Linked DNA regions of Homo sapiens: region 2 is linked to region 1. Evidence: chromatin contacts called from ENCODE Hi-C data. All regions are on one chromosome and are shown on one strand. Each heading gives the region's core, a stretch centred on a gene start or an enhancer-like site at or near the end of the contact. The rest is flanking DNA. Distances are from core to core; before and after follow the strand shown. Region 1 holds the start of SAA2 (serum amyloid A2). Region 2 holds the start of SERGEF (secretion regulating guanine nucleotide exchange factor).

Evidence for each region. Hi-C counts contacts between places; a loop is a spot of excess contacts on that map. Pooled maps may share reads with other maps.
Region 2: a pooled map shows a loop between it and region 1 (16-fold over the local background). The contact joins the promoter of SERGEF here to the promoter of SAA2 in region 1. A Hi-C loop is called at or near these places in 1 of 37 single-sample maps with no recorded cell type and 6 of 50 pooled maps.

Annotation. Positions count from the first base shown.
Region 1 is chr11:18,247,389-18,249,995 of GRCh38, reverse strand. It overlaps SAA2 (serum amyloid A2), which reads left to right and starts at 1,328. Exons shown (of 4, transcript NM_030754.5): 1 at 1,328-1,393; 2 at 1,981-2,075. The coding sequence starts at 1,985. It overlaps SAA2-SAA4 (SAA2-SAA4 readthrough), which reads left to right and starts at 1,328. Exons shown (of 6, transcript NM_001199744.2): 1 at 1,328-1,393; 2 at 1,981-2,075. The coding sequence starts at 1,985. It also overlaps the pseudogene RNA5SP333.
Region 2 is chr11:18,011,767-18,014,373 of GRCh38, reverse strand. SERGEF (secretion regulating guanine nucleotide exchange factor) reads left to right here and starts at 1,327. Exons shown (of 11, transcript NM_012139.4): 1 at 1,327-1,423. The coding sequence starts at 1,364. RefSeq lists enhancers at 610-659, 2,018-2,534, 2,535-2,607 and a silencer at 1,040-1,659.

The DNA.
Region 1 (2,607 bases), core at 79-2,578:
TGTGACTGTGTGTGTGGACCCATTCCAGCAGGTACCACTCTCAGTGGTTTTAAGGTGGCAAGATGTAGTGGGGGAGGTGGAGGTGTCAATGCATAGGTCTCAGAACAGAGTCTATAATATCATTGTTCACATTGGAGCCACGCATTTGCTGCTTATGGAGTATTTGGCCATCCTTTACTTCCTGGCCCTACCCATTTCTCAGAGATTAAAAAAAATTTTTTAAGATAATCTTGCTGTGTTGCCCAGGCTGGCCTCAAATTTCTGGGTTCAAGCAGGCCTCCTGCCTTGGCCTCCCAAGTAGCTGGGACTATAGGCACATGCCACCATGCCTGGCCCATTTCTAAATTGCTTGTTTGTTTGTTATTACAAATGCCTAGCCCTCAGGGTATGAACATGGACTGGAGAAGAAGAAACCAGAGTTGCTGCTATGTCCACCAGCCTCTCTGCATGTCCTGGCCTCAGCCCCCCTGGGCTCTGGTACTGACCCATCTCTGGCCACCATGCTCCTCCATAAGCCTCTGCAGAGCTAATCTGACCCTGTTGATGTTCTCATGAGAGAGTGATCTGCATGCCCCCTGCACCCCTCCGTGATAATACAGCAGACCAAGAGCTCTCCCACCCTTCCCTGCCTGGATGCTGGGCACGTCCCCAGCTGGGCTGCCTATTTAACGCACCACACTCTCATTCTCCCAAGGTGGGGCTCCAGGACTAGGCTGGGGCAGCAGAAAGTCCCCCTCTCTACATTGTCCTTGGCTCAGGAGCCAACTTAGAAAAAGCATTTCCAAATTGGCTAAGCCAGCGGAGCAGAGATTTTCTGTGCTGAGAAATATCAGGACATCCAGAGGGGTGGAAGGAGGCTTCCAGGGCACACATGAGATGTGGCAGGGGTAGGCTGTCCGTTTTAAAGCTTAAAGCTTTAGACATGAACTCACAGGGATTTCAGTCAGGGTCATCTGCCATGTGGCCCAGCAGGGCCCATCCTGAGGAAATGACCGGTATAGTCAGGAGCTGGCTGAAGAGCTGCCCTCACTCCACACCTTCCAGCAGCCCAGGTGCCGCCATCACGGGGCTCCCACTGGCATCTCTGCAGCTGCACTTCCCCCAATGCTGAGGAGCAGAGCTGATCTAGCACCCTGTCCATTGCCAAGGCACAGCAAACCTCTCTTGTTCCCATAGGTTACACAACTGGGATAAATGACCCGGGATGAAGAAACCACCGGCATCCAGGAACTTGTCTTAGACCAGTTTGTAGGGGAAATGACCTGCAGGGACTTTCCCCAGGGACCACATCCAGCTTTTCTTCCCTCCCAAGAGACCAGCAAGGCTCACTATAAATAGCAGCCACCTCTCCCTGGCAGACAGGGACCCGCAGCTCAGCTACAGCACAGATCAGGTGAGGAGCACACCAAGGAGTGATTTTTAAAACTTACTCTGTTTTCTCTTTCCCAACAAGATTATCATTTCCTTTAAAAAAAATAGTTATCCTGGGGCATACAGCCATACCATTCTGAAGGTGTCTTATCTCCTCTGATCTAGAGAGGTAAGCAGGGTCGGGCCTGGTAGTACTTGGATGGGAGAACACCTGGGAATACCAGGTGCTAAAGGCTTTAAGAATAAAAAATAATGATCCTGCTTTGTGTTTATCCCATGTTGAGTTCTGTGCGGGGCAGAGGGAACACACGGTAAATGCGTTATGGGGAATTATAGGCTACTTGAGGGAGTGACAGTCTGGTGGTAACTCCTGCCTTCCTCCATCAGTGCCACATTGGCATCCTCTTATGCAGTCAGGCTTCAGGGCTGATGGGTTCAGAACCGAGGGCTTCTGGCTCTGAGTGAGGTCCTGCTGCAAGGTTTCCTAGATGAGCCACTGAGACTCTAATAAGATCCAGTGGAAATAACCAGGCTCTCGTCGGAATATAAGTCCCAAGGGAAGCTGTGCCAGTCTTGTGGGCGACTGCCTGACTTCTCCTTTCATTTCAGCACCATGAAGCTTCTCACGGGCCTGGTTTTCTGCTCCTTGGTCCTGAGTGTCAGCAGCCGAAGCTTCTTTTCGTTCCTTGGCGAGGCTTTTGATGGTAAGGCTTCAGAAGGTTTGCAGGATTTCTGAAGAGAAACATCGCCCTGGACCTGATAAACTGGGGAAAATGATGCTTTCGGAAGGCTGCTTTTGAACCACAGAGTTGCTAGTGTCTGCGTTGCTGAGGCCTGCCAGGAACTAGGGTTTGCTGGGTTGCCTGTCTCGAGTCTTTCAGAGCTGCTGGGAATATCCCCTTTCCCCGTAGTGCAGCTTCTCAGGATGTGTTAAGTGGATGGATCACATTTCAGAAGCCGCTGCAAGGTGTATCAAAAACACATCTCCTGAGCCGTAAGGGACGGGGCATCCAGTAACAACGCACACGGGGTATTTTTGGGCTTCCTTAAGATTTGAGCCGCTGCCTTAGGTTGTGCTGCCCAATGTGCCTGGGGAGCTGCTAAACAGATTAGAGAGTCGAGGATTGTTGTCAGTTACTCAGAGAAAGAACAATCATCCTTTCCAGGAGCACCTGAGCTGTTTGTTTTGAGTAGAAGATGCAAAATAAGGCCTGCAATTGGTATAAAATGTCCCTC
Region 2 (2,607 bases), core at 78-2,577, 240 kb after region 1:
TTGGTGGTCTTGAACCTTACTTTATGATATAGGAGTAACTGGCACTTGTTGCTCAGCCAAAACTGAGCGGTGAAGGATCCCATTTTTACATCCTGTTACACATGCTTCAAAGAAATGGTCAGCACAAAAAAGCCCACTCATAAGACAGTCAGTAAGCATGGTATAGCTCCTGCACATTCAGATCCCTAGAGAATGAAGAGCTGTTTTATCTCTCCAAAGTTTGCTTTTTTCTTGGTATGGTCATCGACGTTCTCCAGATGCCACAGGTTGGAGAGATAAAGGTGAGGGGCTGCCCTCAAGTGGTCTTACAGGCAGAAACTCCTAAAAGTGGATGGAGTGAAAGAACAGGAAAGGACAGTGTAAGAGCTCATTGGAGACACTTCCCAGAAGCCCAGGGGTGAAGGGCAGTGAGTGCTGGAGGCCCGTGTCAGCAGAGGGGCCAAGTGCTACCGAATGTGAATGTGGATGATCATCTTTAATGTGACCCTATGTGTTCTGTATTCCCGGTACGCGGTGCCATATTTTCCTTCAGATAAATTGAACTTAATTAACTCCCATCAGCAACACGACGCTGTCTGAGAAAAGCCATTTTATATGGAAATGTTCGTTGGGTGACGATTATCCAGTATTATTAATAGAATGAGCTCAGGGCCGTGCCCGGAGCGCCGAGGCTGCCCCGGCAGGAGTCGACGCTAACCAGCCTCCCCCATTCAGCGTCGCGAGGCGCGGGTTCCCGCTCCGTGCCAGGTGCAGAGGGCGACACCGGCGACGTGCCACTCCACTCGCCTCCCAAGGCGCCCCCTCAGATGTTTGCGAACGCACACCAAAGCGGGCTCAAGACAATTGCGCCTGAGACGCCGGGCAGGACCCTGCCCTACCCCTCAGGCTCCATTTCCTGTTCCCGCAAATGGTGATGCCATCGCTGCCCTGTCAGCCCCTCTGGGCTGTCGTGGGCCTCCAAGGAGACAAAAACGCGAAGGAGCTTTGTGAACTGTGGCGCGCAGTGCACCTGCATGAAACATGAAATTATGACTAAAAATAAAGAGTACGAGGGGGTAGGAGCGAGAGGCTGAGAGGCCCAGCGAGACAGGAGGCTGCGGGCGGAGACGCTGCGAGCGCCGCCGGGGCGGGCTGACTGGGAGGCGGCTCCGGGGCTGTCGTCCGGCCCCGCCCACCACTGATCCCCAGTGGCCCGAGGGCCCGGCCGCACCCTCTCTCCCGGCCTGCGGGCCGCTTCCCACCACAGACCCCGCCCCGCGCCCTACCCATCACGCGTCCCCGGTCCGGCTCCGGCGCTCACCTACCCCCGGCAGGCGCCGCCCCCGTGCCGTCCCTCCCGGAAGCGCCGGCGGAGCGTCCTCGCATGGAGCGCGAGCCCAGCGCCTCGGAGGCCGCCCCCGCGGCGGCCGCGCTCTTCGCCTGGGTACGTGACTCCGCCCCCGGGCCGGTGCAGGCCCTGAGGGGCGCCGAGATGTGGGAGCTGCTGGCCGCGGCGTGGGCAGTTCAGGGGCTGGGCGGCTGAGGTCCGAGCCGGGCTCTGGGTTGAAGGATCCTGGGCTGGGAGCGGAGGGGGAGCGGAGGAGGAGCGGGCGGGCGGGGAAGGAAGGGTCTTCGCGGTCGACTTAGGGGCCTGCCGGCTGGCGGGGTCAGGGCCGGAGGGGCTGTGGCGCCGCGGGAAGAACCTGCCTCGGGGCAGAGCGTCTGGTTCCGCGAGAGCCCTCCAGCCCGAATAGCGCCTGGAAGACAGCGCGGAGGGCTCGGTGGAGAGGATCGCCCGGTCCCAGAGCTCCGTGGGGCCACCTGTGCCCCCCACACTCCTGATGCCTGGAGGAGGGAGACCCTGTCCCAGCCTGGCGAAAGCATCCTTTAGATGTGAGGCCTGCGGTGTTTGGCCGCGCACAAGGCACAGACCCTGCCTATTTGCTGACACTCTGCTGTGACCGGTTCTTGCATGTGTTGGGGGAGTTGGGCTGCTGTTGGTTTGACGGGAGCATTGGGAGAGACAGGGTCATCTTGATGTGTGTCTGGGAGAGAGGAGGGTTCATGCACAGGAGCGTGGCAGGTGGCCGACCAGCATGCACGGGAACAAGCAGTCGCTGCGTCTTGTGCTTCTTCATAGCACGTATCACAATTGTAATGATGTGTATAATTTATTATTAACGTCAGTCTCTCTGGCTGGAAAGTAAGTGTGGTAAGAGTGGGTGCTGTGCCTGTCTTGTTCACGGTGCCTCTCTTGGTGTCTGGCACATTGTAGGTCCCCAGTAAATACTCGTTGACGAATGAATGAACGAGCATCTGTGTGCCTACCCATGTGCTGGTGTTGGGGAAATACACATGAGTGAAATACACGAGTGAAGGACTTCCAGCTCTTGTGTTGGGGGAGAGCAAAATTATAACCTGTATTGCTGTTAAAATCAGTATTAGTTGTCCAATTTTTAAAGAAGTAATGATCAGTACAAGGCGGCAATTGTTGAATGTGGGGCTGCAATTTGGCAGGAGGGAGAGCATGGCGTGACCTGCGGTAGTCTGGCTGGCTGGGCGTCTTTGAGGTGGCCCGGGAGCTGGGGGTGGAGTTGGGGATTGAATGTGTGCTGTCTCTGGCTTTTT